Linked DNA regions of Homo sapiens: region 2 is linked to region 1. Evidence: chromatin contacts called from ENCODE Hi-C or POLR2A ChIA-PET data. All regions are on one chromosome and are shown on one strand. Each heading gives the region's core, a stretch centred on a gene start or an enhancer-like site at or near the end of the contact. The rest is flanking DNA. Distances are from core to core; before and after follow the strand shown. Region 1 overlaps MAML2 (mastermind like transcriptional coactivator 2). Region 2 overlaps MAML2 (mastermind like transcriptional coactivator 2).

What was found. Hi-C counts contacts between places; a loop is a spot of excess contacts on that map. ChIA-PET counts read pairs that join two places held with the same protein, here RNA polymerase II (POLR2A). Pooled maps may share reads with other maps.
Region 2: a map of PC-9 shows a loop between it and region 1 (2.8-fold over the local background). The contact joins two enhancer-like sites. A Hi-C loop is called at or near these places in 1 of 168 maps with a recorded cell type or tissue (PC-9) and 5 of 50 pooled maps. POLR2A ChIA-PET finds 5 or more read pairs at or near these places in 7 of 52 experiments (A549, Caco-2, GM12878 and 4 more).

Annotation. Positions count from the first base shown.
Region 1 is chr11:96,032,969-96,035,633 of GRCh38, forward strand. All of the region lies in intron 2 of MAML2 (mastermind like transcriptional coactivator 2), which reads right to left. Among named protein-coding and RNA genes, the nearest start is that of MTMR2, 110 kb to the left of the region's middle. Within about 2 kb of position 1,328, at least 2 of the 41 ENCODE cell types and tissues checked have a DNase peak (open chromatin) inside an H3K27ac peak, as active enhancers do; they include PC-9, where a contact is called at or near this core.
Region 2 is chr11:96,241,992-96,244,656 of GRCh38, forward strand. All of the region lies in intron 1 of MAML2 (mastermind like transcriptional coactivator 2), which reads right to left. Among named protein-coding and RNA genes, the nearest start is that of MIR1260B, 98 kb to the right of the region's middle. RefSeq lists an enhancer at 1,556-1,705. Within about 2 kb of position 1,345, at least 38 of the 41 ENCODE cell types and tissues checked have a DNase peak (open chromatin) inside an H3K27ac peak, as active enhancers do; they include PC-9, where a contact is called at or near this core.

The DNA of each region.
Region 1 (2,665 bases), core at 78-2,577:
TGCGTTTGTCAAAACTTGGGGCACTTACATACCCAAAAAGTGAAATTTGTAGCATGTAAATTATAGCTTAATTTTTAAAACAGGGAGACTCTCCCTTGAAATGGTCTACAGCTTATTTTACTTCTTAAGACAACAAAACTAATACATGCTATTTAAGCACTTTTTACAAAATGGCATGGAATGTGCTAGTGTAACCTCCTAAGATGACTGCTGTTCACAGTTCCCTCAAATTCCTTTTCCTGGCATTGCTCAACCTTATCTTGTATCCAAGTGGTTTCCAAACCCTTACCTGCCCTGGGGACAATTATTTCTACTTCCACTTTTGCAACATTTATCATGTAGTACCTTATATCAGAGTTCCTTCTCTGTCTTATCTTCTTAGGATTGTAAGTTCCATACAATAAAAATCCATGCTTTACTTGTATCTACCACAGTGCCTGTTAAAATGCCTGGCAGGAATGCCATAAAGAATGTTTAACACATAAATGAATCTATGCTTAGGTAATAGTTTCAAGTCTGTAAGTCCTTCAGAGACTGTGAGCTCCTTGAAGACAGGGATTGTGCATACCTAATCTTGTACTAGACTTGACGCACTGTAAATGCTCAAAAATTTTTGAATAAATGGATTCCAGCAGATTCTGATTAATTTTGTTTTGGATGGTGCATGGCAGAGGAATTGACTCTTGGGGTGAAAGTTGTGGTCTGGTGAGAGAGCACATGGAAGAGGAGAGTGTACCCTGGGTCGCGTCTGGGAAAACCTAGTGACAGAGGGTAAATGTGAAACCTTCCAGGTTGCATTGGCTGGGTTTCATCTCTCATCACGAGATTTTTTTCAGAGAGCTCTTGGAAGGGAGATATTCCATTTGGATCCAGTTGGAATTACTAACAGAGGATGGGCTGCAACACGGCAGGTTTCCAATTGTGTTTCTTAGGCTTGAAACTCTTCCCAGAAGCAAAGATGATGAAGGCTTCATTTGTTAGGCATGAAAATAGAAAACACTTTACAAAGGGTTTTAAGGAAAATCTTTTCTTTCCTATTATTTTTATCCCCCACTCCCTATTGTTGGCCAATCCTCAAATTTTAAACTCTTTGGGGAAAGAACAACGTTCCTTATAGCTCTTGTTACTAAACTAAACTAAGTGGAAGCATTGAATCTACTTTATTGGATACATTTAATGAGGTTTTAGTTGTAATAATTATGGTTAAATAGTTCAACATCTAAAACATTGTAGTACTTTAGGTGGCCTGAGGGGAATGCGTCTCATAAAGATATATAATAACATAATGATCACTCATAAAGTCTGGGTTTTATACTGTTTGTATCTAATGACTAACAACCAATCCAGGAAGCACAGAATATGACCCCCATCTCCCTGTCCTTTCATTGCTTCTAAAACAGCACAGTCAGCCAGCTAGGGCAGTTGGTCAAATACTTTGAAGTGTGTGTGTGTGTGTGTGTGTGTGAGAGAGAGAGAGAGAGAGAGAGAGTGTGTGTGTGTGTGTGTGTCAGAGAGAGATTTCTTCTGTTTAAAAACATTTGTTATTTATGAAACCACATAATTAAAAATAATTCCATCAACTTACTATAAAGCTCCATTTCTAATGCAAAAAAATTTTGTGGAAGTAGCAAAGTAATAAGAAAAGACTTGAAGCTTTTCAAATTCTGCCCAGAATACCAAAATTATTTTTGATACTTTAATCTTTTTTGATACTTTATTGAGCATTCAAAATCATTTAGCATCACGAGAAATCTTAAAAGCATATTCTAAAGGGAAAATACATGGCATCTCTGAGCACTGGACTCAGACTATCCACTATAAATTTGAGGTCATATTTTGTCTAGATGGCATTTTTGGGGGTCAGAGTTATTGGTTTGATCATATAGGGCCAGTTAGCTTTTTCTTGGACTCTAATCATTGTAACCATATGGTTTTCAATATATGCCCTTAGTCACATGGGGAAGCATATGGGAGTGTCCAAGAGGTTTAGTTTAAAAGATTAAAAGGCTTGTCTGCTTTCTGAATTATTTGAACCCGTCCTCATAGGCAAAGGTCCTGGAATTAAGGACAGACTAATATAATTACTGGGTAATATGGGAAAGCTACCTTGAGGAAGTGGAGGTGGAATTTAACTCCCAAAGAAGGAAAAGAATTTGCATAACTACCACAAAGATAAAAGATTAGAATTCTGGAATTGTGTGGTACCCTTTAGAAAGGCAATCAGGGCAAGTGTGAGATAGGTCAAGAGAGGGTAGACATATCAGTGGCAGGAATGTGGAAAAGAAACCACGCTAGACTGGAAGAAAGCTATGCGAAGCCAACCATAAGTAATTCTGATTTTAAAATTTCAAATAGAGTGTCTTTTAAAAAAGTAGTGCGTGTTTTAGGTATGCCCATTATTTTCTCACAGCACCTTCTTTTGGAACAATCTGCTCTGCCTAGATCAATCAAATTCTTGTTTTCTGAGGATGTGGATTCTACGGAAGATAGGAGACTGGGTCTGTCAGGTGTTAGCTCCTGGCACTGGAAAGTCATGTAGAGCAAGAAATAGTATCGTGGTAACCCAAAGTCCTGTGCAGGCTGAAATCACTGGGCAACAGTAACTAAGATCTTTGTAGAGGAAACTTCAGAGAGGAATGAAGCAAGAGATCATGAGATCTCAGAA
Region 2 (2,665 bases), core at 95-2,594, 210 kb after region 1:
TTATATATCTTTGCATGAGAGCCCATGCAAGTGTGATTGGAGCAGAAAGCTAAGGTTCATCACAACCATGGCCACTAGAGCTTTCTATGATCCAAGGAAGTTAATTCACTTTTTTACTTTGTTTCTCAAGAGGATTCAACAATGCAAGCACCAAACCAAGTGGATGCCCCTCTTTCTGTTGCTTGGTTTAAAATTAAAACCCTTGATGAATAAAGTGATTTATTTCATATTATATTTATGAAAAGGTAGAGCACTCTCAATGTTTTGAGTATTCCTGAAACTGTTTACTTAATTATACAATGAGAAACAAGACAGGAAAAAACTTCATAAAAATCACTAGGGATTTTAAAAAAATGCCCATGTACTCTTATTTTGCAATGGCTCTGGTTGTGAAATCATCAGACTGAAAAATACTGGAGGAGTGGTGAGGGTGGATTTTAGTGACAAGATTTCCTTAAGGCTGTAAATAAACCAGATTCAGTAAGAGAAACAGAGATGGCAGTTTTCATCATAAAAGGGGGAAAACATTTTCCAGTTGAATTATAGGTACAGCACAAAACAGTTGTTCCGTTTTTAAAAACTTTAGTTTCTGCAGGCTGAAACAGAGCATTTCATTTGGCTCAGTTCATGAAAGCCATCTGCACCTGCTCACGAAACAGCTTAAAGAGAAAAAAAAAGTGTGCACCAAGGATTTTAACTTACACAGACAATAAGGGATAGACTCTGGCACTCAAGCACTGAAAAAGCAGGAGCATGATAAAGGGGAAAGGATCATAATTTTATGAAGTGCCAATAAATAATAACCCCAAATCAGCTTACAGCATCACTTAGGTTTACCTGTGGAAGCTACACTTGCCTGTTCTGGTTGCATGTTTAAAAGTTAAGCAATTAAACCTCAATTATATAGGTTTTTCTTTTATGTAGCCTAGGGTTGAATGCATTACTGGCAGGAAACTTTAGCTCATGAATTCAATCAAAAATCCTTTCATTTGTCAGAACTGCTTCCTGCTGCCTCCTTTAAACATCTGCTTCTCCAGTTCAGGGACACACACACACACACATACACATACACACACACCCCCTCTTTGTTAAAATAATAAGCAATCTACCAACTTCCCTTGCAAAAGTTACATTCTCTCTTACACACACACACACTTGTTCCCAGTAGAGTTTATTTAATGTGTCTTTTATAGCTTCCTTGTCCTTCTCTCTTCCTTTCCGCTTTTAAATTCTGGAAAACCTCAAGCTGACAAAAGAAGACATTTTAAAAATGCGAGGATAAGGCCCGGCCGGCCTCCAGACCAATGAGAAGGAAGCAGAGCAAGGAGGCGGGGGAGGCGGGGTTGGCTGTCGGGAATTGCCTGCACTCCTTAAACGGCAGGCACTTCCTGCTAGAGGAGGCCAGCTCTGAACAGACAGAAATCGGGTGGAAAGCTAGCAGGAGGCGTTGCTCAAGTTCAAAACAATCTGTGCGTGTCCAGGCACGCGCGGAGCCAGACCCCAGCCGCGCGGCTCAGACCTCGCGAGAGCCATCACCTGAGAAATCCACAGCCTTTTCTCATCAGGCTTAGACTGTTTTTCCCATACCTCCAAGAAGGAAGACCCACATGTTAAAACTATGAGAAAAGCTGAAAGTGCCTTCTGAACAGTCATCCTTCTTTTTCTTTTTTTTTTTTTTTTGAGACGGAGTCTCGCTTTGTCGCCCAGGCTGGAGTGCAGTGGCGCGATGTTGTCTCACTGCAAGCTCCGCCTCCCAGGTTCATGCCATTCTCCTGCCTCAGCCTTCCGAGTAGCTGGGACTACAGGCGCACGCCACCACGCCTGGCTAATTTTTTGTATTTTTAGTAGAGAAAGGGTTTCACCGTGTTAGTCAGGATGGTTTGTCGTGATCCGCCCATCTTGGCCTCCCAAAGTGCTGGGATTACTGGCGTGAGCCACCGCGCCCGGCCCAGTCATCCTTCTTTAACCACGACATAGGTACTCAGGTCCGCTGGCCTTCCTCTGCACTGATGGACTTTTCTTTGTGAAACTGATTCAGAGGCGGACCTCAAGTGGCTTATTCCTTCGCCTAAAAATCGTGCTGCTTTTTCCTCTAGTGAAGTCTGGAGTACAAATTAATAAAAACTTGGGGCTGTGCGGCCTAATGGCTCAAACCGTGTTCCAGATGTTTTGAAATATTATTACCCCTTTTGAGAGCCTCAGTGTCTCCCTGGAGGGTAAGACATCTGCCTTAAGGGCACTTACCAAGAAACTACAAACATTTGACTGCACACAACAATGGTATCTTAATAAGACAAGGTGCTTAATACAACTGGCTGCCCTATTATGACGTGTAAGAACGTTTTCATATGTAAGCTATGCTTGCAATTCTATAAGTAGATAAGGAAGCTTGTGGTTGTTACACTTCTAATATATGGATAGAAGAGCTTAAACTCTAATGATTAGAAAATTACTGGTATTCTGAAGTGTATTACAATCAATGCATTCATGATATCTACACGTTGTAATTATTCATCCTTAAATTAAAAATGGTTTATATGGTTATAGCCATATATATCGATTATTGTTTTATTATATTAATAATAGCTAACATTTCTGAGCACTATGTGCCAATTATAACACAAAGTTCTTTACATGCATTATTTCATTTCACCCCTACGACTCT